Regions from separate parts of the Homo sapiens genome. Here region 2 is linked to region 1. A link is a contact called in ENCODE Hi-C or POLR2A ChIA-PET data. All regions are on one chromosome and are shown on one strand. Each heading gives the region's core, a stretch centred on a gene start or an enhancer-like site at or near the end of the contact. The rest is flanking DNA. Distances are from core to core; before and after follow the strand shown. Region 1 holds the start of ABI2 (abl interactor 2). Region 2 has its middle 30 kb from the start of ICOS.

Region 1 (6,596 bases), core at 3,028-5,527:
TCGAAACATACAGAAAATAAATGTAAATTGGAGGTTTTCCAGGCATGTGAAATATTATGTAATTTATATGTAAATTGCACCACCAACTACCCAAGTGCCCAAGCCAGCAATCTTACCACCAACATTGACTCCTGTCTTGCATTAACTTCCATATTTAACCATTCACCAACCTGTATTGATTTTACCTACTAAATATTTATTACTCCATCCATTTCTTTGCATCTCCTCTCCCTGGAGATCACCATCATTTCTTAGCTGGATTGATTTCATAATCCTCAAACTAGTGTCTGCCTTGAGCATTGTTTCCCTGGTCTTTTCTCCATAGTGCATCCATCCTGAATTTATCTGATGAATACGTGAACATTTTGAATTTTCCAAGATATGAGGGAGGTCAGTCAGTATATAACGATTATATATTGTAATTTGATATTTGTTTGACCCATTTTTAGCCTGAAATGAGCAGCAACATGTTCTTATAAAGGAGATAGGCTGAATGTGTGTGGTGGCTCATACCTGTAATCTTAGCACTTTGGGAGGCCGAGGTGGGCGGATCACCTGAGGTCAGGATTTCAAGATCAGCCTGGCCAACATGGTGGAACCCCATCTCTACCAAAAATACAAAAATTAGCCTGGCGTGGTGGCGGGTGCCTGTAGTCCCAGTTACTAGGGAGGCTGAGGCAAGAGAATTGCTTGAACCTGAGGGGCAGAGATTACAGTGAGCCAAGATTGCACCACTGCACTCCAGCCTGGGTGACAGAGTGAGATGTTCATCTAAAAATAAAAAATAAAAAAAAGTAAAAAAAAAAAGATGCCTATTAAATCATATACAAAATTAATTGTTTTTATGCATTTTTAATTTTTTTTTCAGAGACAAAAGTCTATGTTGCCCCATACTGGTCTCAAACTCCAGGGCTGAAGTGATCCTCCTGTCTCAGTCTCCTGAGTAGGTAGGACTCCAGGCACGAGCCACCCTGTCCTGCTAGAAGTTATGGTTTTTAAAGGTAAGATGTGCTTCTATTACATGGGACTTAGAAGGGGCTAATAATTTTTAAAACACTGGAATAAATTTAAGAAAGATATTTTTTTAAGATGGGTTATAACTTCACAACCTCATACATGGGTATATTAGATTTGTATAATTTTGAAAATCTTCTTGTACTAAAGCTCTTAAATATGGCTTCTTAGAGCAATGAGTTTGCTTATTTACGTTTATAAGAAGTTCATGTGAAGTGTGTACAACTATTATAATTGTAACTCTCTAAGGGCTTGAAAATGCACTTTTATCATATCAGTTCATCTGAAAAACTGTAAAATTGAACAGATTTCAATTACCTTCATCAGCTTAAACAATGGAGAAGTAGTGGAAGATTTTCATGAGGTACACAATCTCATCCTTGAACCTAATAACTATATACTCTTTTACAGATTTTGTAGTTATCCTTTTTTGCTTAATCAATCTTGGTGGCAGCAAAGTGTTTTGTTTATGTCCTTGCATCTCAGATTCTGCTGTGTACAAAGCACCTCTCTAGATGGAGTTTCCCAGCTGCCAGAAATTGGAATCATAGACTTTTTGAGCCAGAAGGGCCGTTTCATAGGCATCAGCTGGGAACTTGTTAAACCTACATTAATAAATTGGGCCAGACCAACTGAATAAAGAACTCTGGAGGTGTGGTCCAGCAATCTGGTTTAGAAAGCCCTCCAGGTGATTCCAAACCACACTCAAGTTTCAGAATTCCTGACCTGAGTTTCACCCTTTGATTTCTCTTTCTTTTTCGAGACAGAGCCTCCGTCGCCCAGGTTGGAGTGCAGTGGCGCGATCTCGGCTCACTGCAACCTACGCCACCCTGGTTCAAGCGATTCTCCAGCCTCAGCCTTCTGAGTAGCTGGGATTACAGGCACCCGCTTCCACACCCAGCTAATTTTTGTATTTTTAGTAGAGACGGGGTTTCACCATGTTGGCCAGGCTGGTCTCGAACTCCTGACCTCAGCTGATCCACCTGTGTCGGCCTCCCAAAGTGCTGGAATTACAGGCGAGAGCCACCGTGCCCGGCCTCACCCTTTGATTTCTTGATAAGGAAACTAGGTCCAAAGAGATTGTCACTAATTAGAGAAAATACTAGAATCTTTTCTAGGTAATTTCTAGAATGACGAAACATCCCAGAGGGAAATTTGTTTATTAGGCTAATTGCTAAGCCATAGTTGAAAAAATGCTGGGTGGGAATAAGTAATGATAGGGGAAGAGTCTGTCTACCATTTAACTCACCTGATGAGCTTCTTCAACATTATTTTTTGATCTATTGAAGTTTAGTCTGAAAGAAAAGTTTGCTTCATCTAACATTTGTTTTATTCACTTGATTATTCATATGTCGTATTCACTGAAGCAAGTTGATGTGTCATTTAAATAACTACTCATTTCCATCACTCATGCTCTCAAACTAATGAATCTTAGTGTGTGTGACCCTGCAGCTTTCATTTTTAACAAGCTCCTCACACTGAAGTTTGAGAACCACTACTACAGAAGATGGTTAAAGTGCTTAAGAATAAAACTAGTTGGACTAGACCAACATTTTCAATATCCTTTAATTTAGGTTCCACAGTGAAAACTCATACATTCTGCTAATGTATGTATCATGAAGCCAATATAACATTAGGGTTTGCTCCAGATATTTGTAATGATATGGTATTAAAGTGATTTTTTTTTTTTTTGAGACGGAGTCTCGCTCTGTCGCCCAGGCTGGAGTGCAGTGGCACGATCTCCGCTCACTGCAAGCTCTTCTCCCAGGATGACGCCATTCTTCTGCCTCAGCTTCCCGAGTAGCTGGGACTACAGGCGCCCGCCACCATGCCCAGCTAATTTTTTTATTTTTATTTTTAGTAGAGACGGGTTTTCACTGTGTTAGCCAGGATGGTCTCGATCTCCTGACCTCGTGATCCGCCCGCCTCGGCCTCCCAAAGTGCTGGGATTACAGGCGTGAACCACCGCGCCCGTCCTAAAGTGATTTTTTTTTGAAAGTATAAGTTTCCTCATCATCTGAATGAAAAAAATTCACTGTAGGAGGGCCAAGAGATCACCAGATTAAGAAAAGTGTTGAAACAATGGATCTTGTTCTAACTACACAAGTCTAAGATGGTACTGCCTGGAATCAACTTTGATTTTCCACAGCACAAATAAAGGTCATGGCTTCATATCTCAGCAATGGTCAGGAGTTTTAGTTTTTCCAGATTACATTGTGTGGGGTAGTCTGATTTAGGAAAACAAGACACAGTATCTGGAGAATAAAAACAGAATTATAACTCTGCAAGAGGAAAATTATCTGCCTTGAATTTTTGTAGCACTTAATGTTTTTTCAAGGTATTTTCACAATAAACGTTGATTTTATCTATGTAACAGCCCTGTGAAGAAGGCAATTACTACTAGCAAAATCGTTTTCAAAATTTTAAATACTGAATCCATGAATAGGAAAAAGGACAGCGAAGTTGATAGCATTAGAGAAATGACAGAAAAGGTTATGAGTGAGGAAGCGAATCATAGAAATGGCAAACATAAAAAGCTGAGGCCCACGGCACCGCAAACCAGGAGAGAAAGGGGCTAATCTGGCAGGGGAGAACAGCGTTAGTGGGGAAGTGCAAAGAGGCAGGGGCGCAGGAAAGCTGGGGTTAGGAAACTGCAATTCACTGCAACAAAGAGGATGAGGTCAAATCTGAGAAAAATGAAGTCAGGTGGCATTGAAAGCTGCGTGGAAGTTTTATTCCTGCCCTGTTGAGGTGTGATCTTTCACAGAGGAGGGTCCCAAGAGTGGAGGCTGTGCCCTCCTTCGGCCTCCCGTCAGCAGCAGAGGGAGAAAAGCCTCGAGAAGTTCCCTAGGCCGATGACCTCCATGGGGACGGAGCCGAGATGAGTCCCGGAGGGAGCCGGCAGGAAGCCAGCTGAGCAGGGTGGTGTGTTCCCGCCGGGCTAACAAAGGCCGCCGGGAGGTGGGGGCTTCTCCAGCCGCTCCAGCGGCGGGCGGGCGGCGGAAGGGTTAACTGCACCACCAACTCCCGCGCGCATCCCGGCCCCTACCCCCGCCGTCGCTAGGAGACGCCGGAAGTGGGGGAGGGGCCGGCGGCGCGGGCGAGGGTGGGAATCTTTTTCGGGCTCCCGGGGGCGGAGGGAAGGGAGCGCGCGTGCGCGCGCCCGGCCGGCCGTCGCCGCGGTGACCGTCCTCGGAGTCCGTCGGCTCGCGCCCCGCCCCCGTCGCCCCCTCCCCTGTCGCGCGCTGGGGCTGTTTCTCGCTCCTTCCGAGTTACCGCCGCCGTCGCCGCCGCTCCTCCTCTCCCGGTCCTGGGTTTCCTTGGCGCTGCGGCCGCCGCTCCCTCTGCGACCTGTATGAGGAGGAGGAGGAGGAGGATGTGAAGATGGCGGAGCTGCAGATGCTGCTGGAAGAGGAAATCCCGGGGGGCCGCCGGGCCCTCTTCGACAGCTACACAAATCTGGAACGGGTGGCCGATTACTGCGAGAACAACTACATACAGGTGCGAAGCATCCCCAGCTGGGCCGCGTCGGGGACCCCCCCGCCGGGGGCCGCGCGCCTCGGGGCGTGGGGCCGAGGCCGCCTCGGGGACACGGCCCAGCGGAGCCCCCGATGGGGGTGGGGAGCTGGGTGAGGGCTGGGGCTGGTGAATGGGTGGGAATTCTCCGGCTGGAGAAACTGCATTTTAAAAACCTTTAAAAAAGCGGTGAAGCAGTTCTCGGCGTGGTGCGTGTGTCGCGTCCCGCCTCCTCGCCGCTCCCGCCCTCGGCCGCCCCCGCACTCCGCGCCGGTCAGCGTTCCGGATGGCGGAGGGGGCGGAGAGTGGCATTTTCTGTTTGACGGAATCCTGCTCCCCACCTTAGGGTAGGGGTGTCGCGGGTGTTGACGGGTTACCTCCATCCCCCAAATTCTGGATGATTTTTAAGGGGTTATCTTGCTGCAGAGTGAAGTGCTTCAGGCTTCAGTTTTCTGTTCCTGTGAATGCTTCAGAAACCCTTTCTTAATATTTTATGTTCTAAAGGGGATACGGTAGAAGAGCAGCAGTTTCTTGTTGGAAGTTAATGCCATTTTTTTCCCTATGGAGAAGGATGATGAGCTGATTCCCCCCTCCCTCCTAGTTCTGTTAGAATAGGCAGTTTTCCTGGGGGTGGGAGGAGGACAGACTATGACTGTTTCTTAGAGAGAATTGGGAAGATGAACCTCCTGGTTTAATTTTTTTTTTTTTTTTTTTTTTTTACCGTGATGGATCGTTTGGCTCAAGGGCTGATAGTGGTAGGGGCGTGTGTATGGAGGCGGGGGATACCGGATGGTATGAGATCCAGCTGCTCCTGGATGAAGCAAAATATTCTGTGGATTAAAAAAATCCTTCTTTAAAAATTACTTGAAAGGATAGCAGGTTAAAAGGCACAGTTTGCAAAATCTAAAATCTTTTGCTTTTTTTTTTATGGTTATTTTGAATTATGGGTTCTGCCTCCATTTTTTTTCTTTCCCGTTTAAATTCTCTTGGGATAAAGATGGAAATGGAAGCAATATGTTAAACTGTTTCTTCACAGTCTTTTTTTTTTTCCTTTTTTCTTGCTCCCACCTCCATCTCTCCAGGGATCCTTCTTTTTTCTTTTCTTTTTGAGACACAACCTCGTTCTGTAGTCCAGGTTGGAGTGCAGTGGCGCGATCTCGGCTCACTGAAACCTCGGCCTCCTAGGTTTGAGCAATTCTCATGCTTCAGCTTCCCGAGTAGCTGGGACTACAGGCGCCCGCCACCACAGCCGGCTAATTTTTGTATTTTTAGTAAAGATGGGGTTTCACCATGTTGACCAGACTGGTCTCGAACTCCTGACTTCAAGTCATCCACCCACCTCGGCCTCCCAAAGTGCTGGGATTATAGGCGTGAGGCACCTTTCTTAACATTAGCTATATAGGAAAGCATTTTCATGTCTTAGTGTAAATTTTAAAAAACAGGTGTTACAATTTTATAGGTTCATAAATTTTGTAATGGCCACATTGTTGATCGCGGAAGTGAGATTTTGTTTGATTAGACATACTGTTATCTTGTAGACAACATTTGTATTTGAGAATGACCCGAACCACTGTATAAACCTGTTCCTTCGAAAGAGGCAGTTGACTATGGCTACTAGGAAAGGAATGTAGGCAAGATTAATACAAAAAAATACAAATGTCCACTTGTAATGTACTTTGCTGATACAAGTGGGGTAGAAAAGATTCAGAGGTTCAGGCCTGGGCGATAAGAGTGAGACTACATATCAAAAAAAAAAAAAAAAAAAGATTCACTTGCTCAATTTTTCGCTAAAATTGAAAGTCTTTTATGGCCTAGAACTGTGTGAGGGGTGGATGGTACATACCTAGTAGGAGAGGCTGATCTTGGAGGAAATTAATACCATGTAGTTAATTTATACTCTGTAGTGCACTGCTGGTACCAAGGAGGACTGGAGGAAGCAATGCTGTTCTGAGGGATTTCACAATCTCTAGTAGAGGCAAAACCTAAAGGAATGAAGTGGTAATTCCATTGCCTTGTGCAGCATATTATGGGGAAAGAGTTGCAGGTCAGAAGAGAAACTGAGGGTG
Region 2 (6,716 bases), core at 4,176-6,675, 580 kb after region 1:
GTTTCATTTCATGCTTGCAATGGAGTAGCCTAAGGGCATTTAAAGTCCAGGCTGTGGAGAAGTGCTTTTCATTCATCTGTAGTAAAATGAGAAAAACATTTTCATGTAGTGATGCAAGTGGATGTAGTGCCATTTTAATTCAGTGTAAAGAACTGTCATTCTTTTGAGAATAGATTCATCCTACTTTTTGACATTAAACATGTTCCTTCTTTCTATAAATTTATCATGGTAGTTTATATTAATATCTTTATTATTTTTAAAAATTTATTTATTTTAATGCCATTACTTGGTAAAGTGAAAGCTAACAAAGCTTTCTACTGATGGATTTATTTATTTTTGAAAATTTACTTTGTGAAATTCAAGAGTCTAGGAAGTACAAGTAGAAGCTATGTTAGCTGTGTTTACTACACCTTTAGGGCTCTGCAGAGTCACCTTACCTGTATCTTTACTACTTCCTAGTCTTACCTTCCTTTTTCTCTTTTTCTTTTTAGCTTGTCTCCTTAACTCTTTTGTTATGAACTAGAAAAATGTTGTGGTGGGGAAGAACCAGAAAAAAGTTTGCAGGATTTGGATTGCTTTACTTGGAGCCTTAATATCATTCCTCAAAAATTGAGAGGTTATAATGTGAAGAGCATGGACCATAAATACTTTTAGTGGTCAAAATAGAAAGAACTGGGTTATAATTGCTGAATATTTGGTTGAGCAACAATAAAGAATTCAGAAATTCATAAAATGGAGCAGTTATTAACCTTGGAACAGTCTACCCAGATCCAGCTTGGAGTTTCCACCCCCGTAGAATGCTGGCCATGTCAACGCACGTATGCCCAAGTTTTGAGGCTGGGCCTGGTAAACTTTGTGTAGTCATTCCAGCTATCTGATTACAAAACATTTTGATGACCTACCCACAAGTCTCATGTGATTTTTACATCATTGTGTGTGTGCTCTTGAATGTTCCAAGTTATTCAAGTAAGGTCTATAAATCGATACTGACCCATGGGACTGAAAAATGTGCTTCAACCAATAAAAATGTGACAAGAAAGAACAGTGCTCACAGTTTCAACAACTTCATTTAAAAAATTATTTTATTTTATTTTATCATTCCTTCTATGTGCCACTTTAAAATATTATTCCTGGCCAGGAGTGGTGGCTCATGCCTGTAATCCCAGCACTTTGGGAGGCCGAGGTAGGCAGATCACGAGGTCAAGAGATCGAGACCATCCTGGCTAACACGGTGAAACCCCATCTCTACTAAAAATACAAAAAATTAGCTGCGTGTGGTGGCAGGTGCCTGTAGTCCCAGCTACTCGGGAGGCTGAGGCAGGAGAATCACTTGAACCTGGGAGGCAGAGGTTGCAGTGAGCCGAGATCATGCACTGCACTCCAGCCTGGGAGACAGTGTGAGACTCCATCTCAAAAAAAAAAAGTTATTCCTAATAAACTGTATTTTTTTAGAGCAGTTTTATGTTCACAGAAAAATGGAGTGGGAAGTACGAGTTTCCGTATTCCCCTTGTTCCTATGCATACAATCTCCCACCCACAATCCACATCCCCCACCAGAGGGGTACATTTGTTACCACTGATGAACCTACATTGATACATCATTAACTCCCAAAGTTCATAGTTTATATTAAGGTAATTCACTTTTGGTGTCATATATTCTATGGGTTTGGACAAGTGTTTATTTTCAATGCTCTGTTGACTTCACTTACTTCATGATTATCTTGTTCATAATGATAAAAGCTGGTAAACATTCTTCAGGCAAGCCGGTAAAAGTTTTGTAGAGCCTGAAGTGTTCTTTTTTTCTCTTGTTCACAAATCATCCTTTGCCTGATTAACTCTGTTAAGTTTAATTTGTCAAAGTTTTTCTTTTAGCAGGAGCAAAGATAATCTAACAAATCAAAGATGGTCTTTTCAATAAATAATGCTGGAAAGACTGGACATCCACATGCAAAAACCAAGAACCAAAAACCAAAAACTGAAGCCAGACACAGGTCTCCCACATCACAAAAATTAACTTCAAATGGATAATAGACTTAAATGCTAAACACAAAACTATAAAACTCTTAGAAGATAACATTGGAGAAAATCTAGACGACCTTGGGTATGACTATGGCTTTTTAGATATAACACCAAAGGCACAATCTATGAAAGAAATAATTGAAAAGCTGAACTTCATTAAAATTCAAAACTTATCTGTGAAAAAAAAAAATGTTACGAGCATGAGATGACAAGCCACAGACTGGGAGAAATAATGACAAAGGACACATCTGATAAAGGACTGTTATCCAAAAGAGCTCTTAAAATTCAACAATGAGAAAATAAACAACCCAATTAAAATTGTATGAAATACTTGAACAGTATCTCACAAAAGACCATACATGGATTGTAAGTAAGCATGTGAAAAGATAGTTAACATTATCTGTTGTTAGGAAGCAGCAAGTTAAAACAAAATGAGGTACCATGACATCCCTATTAGAATGGCCAAAATCCAAAACATTGACAACACCAAATGCTATGAGGATGTAAAACACCAGGAATTCTCATTCATTGCTGGTAGGAATGCAAAATGCATACAGCCACTTTGGAAGATATTTTGGAGGTTTCTTACAAAACTACACATACTTTCACCATAAGATCCAGCAATCATGCTCCTTAGTATTTACCAAATCAATTGAAAACTTACATTCACACAAAAACATGCACATGAATGTTTATAGCAGCTTCCCTCATAATTGCCAAAACTCAGAAGCAACCAGATTTTCTTTAGGCAAATGGATAAATAAACTGTAGTACATCCAGACAATGAAATGTTTTATTTTATTTTTTTACTCTTGTTGGGAAACAGACAATAGAATATTATTCAGTGCTAACAATAAATGAGCTATCAAGCTATGAAAAGACATGGAGGAAAAGTTAATGCATAAGACTAAATGGAAGAAGATAATCTGAAAAGCCTACCTACTGTGTGCTTCCAAAGATACGACATTCTGGAAAAGGCGAAACTGCAGAGACAATAAAAAAATGAGTAGTCACCAGGGGCTGGACGAGGGAGAGATAAATAGGGAGAGCACAGATAATTTTTAGGGCAGTTAAAATATTCTGCATAAAACTACAGTGGTAGAGATATGTCATTATACATTTGTCCCAACCCATAGAATGTACACCAAGTGAACCCTAATGTAAACCATGAACTCTGAGTGATAATGATGTGTCAAATAAAGGTGCATTGATTGCAACAAATGTACCACTTTGGTGGGGAATCTTGATAGTAGGGTAGGTTGTATATGTGTGGGGACAGGGGTATTTGGCAACTGTCTGTACTTTTCACTCAATTTTACTGTGAACCTAAAACTGCTCTAAAAATAAAATTTATTAATAAAAAAACAAATATACAGAAACATTTGGGAAAGTAAGAGGATCTTAACGGCTATTCACACTTTCTTGTGCAAAAGTTTGGGAGGGTCATTTTTTCTCTACCTACGGGGAAAATAGCTTTGATTGTGGGTAGAAAAAAGAGGAATATGGTAATTTTAGTGTTTGGAGGAATGTAATAGCACTAAACTTGGGGAGGTAGAAACTAGTAGGTTGTAGGTTGTAAGGAAGGTAAAACGGTACCAATAATTTTTGCCAATTTAAAAATGATAACCAAGTGTACTGGTTAATTTTATGTGTCAACTTGACTGGGTTAAGGGATGGCCAGATAGCTGGTAAAACATTATTTCTAGGTGTCTCTGTAGGTTGTTTCTAGAAGAGATTAGCATTTGGGTTGGTAGACTGAATAGGAAAGGTCACCCTCACCAGTGCAGATGGGTGTCATTCAATCCATTGAGGGCCTGAGGAGAACAAGGAAAGGCAAATTTGCTCTCTCTGAGCTGGGGCATCTATGTTCTTCTGCCCTTAGACATCAGTGCTCCTGGTTCTTGGGCCTTTGTACTTAGACTGGGACTTATATCATTGGTTCCCCTGGTCCTCAGGCCTCCAGATTTGAACTGGTACTATACCATCAGCTCTCCTGGTTGTCCAGCTTACAGATGGCATACTGAGATTTTGCAGACTTCATAACTGTGTGAGCCAATTCCTATTATAAATCTCCTTTTGTATATCTACATATATCCTATTGGTTTTTTTTCTCCAGGGATCCCTAACTAACACACCCAGGGTTGGTCCTATGTGGTATGAAGGCAGTGCTGTGTTGATATATGTAAGTGTGTGTATAGATATGTTTTTAATAACATTATTATCTGCATGCGTAATTTTGTGTCTTCCTTTCTAAAGTTTTCACCTTATACTTCCTTTTCTTGTGTTGTATGAACCAGAACTTCTAGAGTAATGTTGAATAACAGAGAATGATAGTTGGATTCCTAGCCTTGTTCCTGATTTTAAGGTGAACATGCCCAGAGTTTTAATGTTCAATGTAATGCTTACTTTTGATTTCTGTTAATAATCCAGGATTTAAATGACACACCCATAACAATAAAGTATACTAAGAACTTTTATTAGAAATGGCTATTGAATTTCATAAAATGTCTATTAATTAGTCAAAATTAATTCATTTCTATTTATTATAACTTTTGCATAAATTTCATAACTTTTTATATGTACATATACTTACACACGTGCATAGTTTTTGCAGATGCATAAATGTGTGATGTATGTACTTTTTACATCCTTATCCCACCTTCTCCCATATCCCAGATTAACAACCTTAAATGTATCCTTCTGTACTTTTCTGATAATAACGTATTTCTTTATATATGTATATTGTATGCACACTTTTGCATTTTGCTTTTCTCCTTTAACAATATTTCGTGGAAATATCTCCAAGTTAAACAGATGTTACATTTTGGTCCTGCCCTGCTATTTATTAACTGTATGTCCTTGAGTAGGGTAAGTAAGTTTTCTGGCACAAGTTTTTCTACTTAAGAGGACAACTATTCCTTTCTCCCAGGACTACTGTGAGAACCAAATGATATCATATATATAAAGCACTAAACATGGAACCTGGCAAATCGTAGGCTCTAAGCAAGTGTTACCCAATCTCATATCCAGTACAGGGAGGGCAAACCTTTGTCCTTTCCCATTTGGCAGTTATGGCCTCTGGGCTGAAGATTTGTAACTCTGCCAATGCCTGAGCACCTGTGGAGGGTCTGGAAGGATCCCTGGGTGTTGGTTTGGTTCAGAGCAACAGTGGTGGAGCCCCATGACCTGGTTTTGAAACCATGCATCATCACTTCCTAGCACGGACAACTTTCTAAACCTCTCTGTGCTTCCGCTTCCTCATTTGTAAAATGGGAATAAGAGTACCTGTCTGTTACTCCTATTGTGGGTGTAATGAAATCATCCATGTGACACACTTGGAGCAGTGCCTGATACATTGAAAGCCCTCAATGAGTATAAGTGAGTGAAGTGACAGGGCACAAGATTTGAAATCAATTGGCCGAGCGCCACCATTTTCTGGCTGTTGGACTTTGAGCAAGTTATTATTGCCATCAAAAGTAATTGCAAAAACCACAATTACTTTTGCACCGACATCACACAAGCTGACTAGATCCCAGTCTTCATCTGTGAAATGGGGCTAATCCCCACTTTCAAGCACTCCTTTGAGAGCAAATGAAGGTTATGAATGAAGGTGGTGCTCAGAGCAGGCTGCTTCCCTGCCAGGGTTATAGTCCAGCCAATGGACTGAATGTGCTTGGCTGTCCTAGGACTGTACCCAGCCTTCATAATTCTCTCAATTCCAAACACAGGCCTGCCAACGAACGTTTAGAACCCAAGTTCACTGTGAATTGGGACATGCCTGCATCTCATCTGTCCATTCTCTTCAGGTGCTGGGGTCATGCTTTGCTCTCAGCAGGCATTACCACTTCATTTTGTTTCTTTCCTGTAAAGGGGAATACATATTTTATTTAAAAGTTACTCATCTTGCTCTCTGGGGCATGGACCTATTGCTAGTTCAGTAGGCTTTGTAGGATGACTGTGATGTGTGTTTACAGTTAGAGGAAGTGGGAATGGGACCAAGATGAGGACGATGTATATGAATTTCAGCTGACTTTCTTGCCCTCTGCAGGCTATTGCAATCCTCCAAGGACATCAGTTTCCTTTTCAAATCTCTGCATGGAAACTCTCTCACTTCCTTCCTTCTAAAGCAAAGCTATACACACACACACACACACACACGCACACACACACGCACACACACACACGATAAAAATAAAAATGCAGCTTTCCAGGCAGGCATCTCCTTCAATGCAAACACAAAATCCTCTCAAGAGAACAATTCATGGGGCAGACATCATCACATCAGACAATTTGTCCATCTCTTCTTGCTGAGACTTACTTGCTACTGTTGGCAGTACGGTAATTCAGTACGTTTGCTCTAAGCCTGTGCATAAAACTGTTTAAAAAATTTAAAAAAAAACCTTGTCCCTTACACTGCATTGCACGCATGCCTATGGGGCCAGTTCATGATTTATTTTTATTTTTTTTCAGAAAAGAAACAAAAGCATTTGCACAGCTGTGGGTTTGGGGAATTAAGTATGATTCAGCAGTACCCTCTCCTGGCCTCTTTGGGAACTGTAGAAAGCTCTGAGGTGAAGGAATCTTGGGATTTCAGAGGAGGAAACCCGTAGAAATAATTGGTTTCTTTTCTTTGTAATCCATAATAATATGAGATATCGCACTCCCACCTTATTCAAGGATGTTTAGTTTCATGAAAC

Evidence for each region. A loop is a pair of places that touch in the nucleus more often than their neighbours do. ChIA-PET counts read pairs that join two places held with the same protein, here RNA polymerase II (POLR2A). Pooled maps may share reads with other maps.
Region 2: a loop to region 1 is called in a pooled map, with 2.9 times the contacts of the local background. The contact joins the enhancer-like site here to the promoter of ABI2 in region 1. A Hi-C loop is called at or near these places in 4 of 50 pooled maps. POLR2A ChIA-PET finds 5 or more read pairs at or near these places in 2 of 52 experiments (A673 and CD4-positive, alpha-beta T cell).

What each region holds. Positions count from the first base shown.
Region 1 is chr2:203,324,117-203,330,712 of GRCh38, forward strand. It overlaps ABI2 (abl interactor 2), which reads left to right and starts at 4,278. Exons shown (of 12, transcript NM_001375670.1): 1 at 4,278-4,515. The coding sequence starts at 4,399. RefSeq lists an enhancer at 3,165-4,135 and silencers at 3,937-4,276, 4,033-4,220, 4,497-4,846.
Region 2 is chr2:203,903,311-203,910,026 of GRCh38, forward strand. No RefSeq gene overlaps it. Among named protein-coding and RNA genes, the nearest start is that of ICOS, 30 kb to the right of the region's middle. Within about 2 kb of position 5,426, at least 10 of the 41 ENCODE cell types and tissues checked have a DNase peak (open chromatin) inside an H3K27ac peak, as active enhancers do.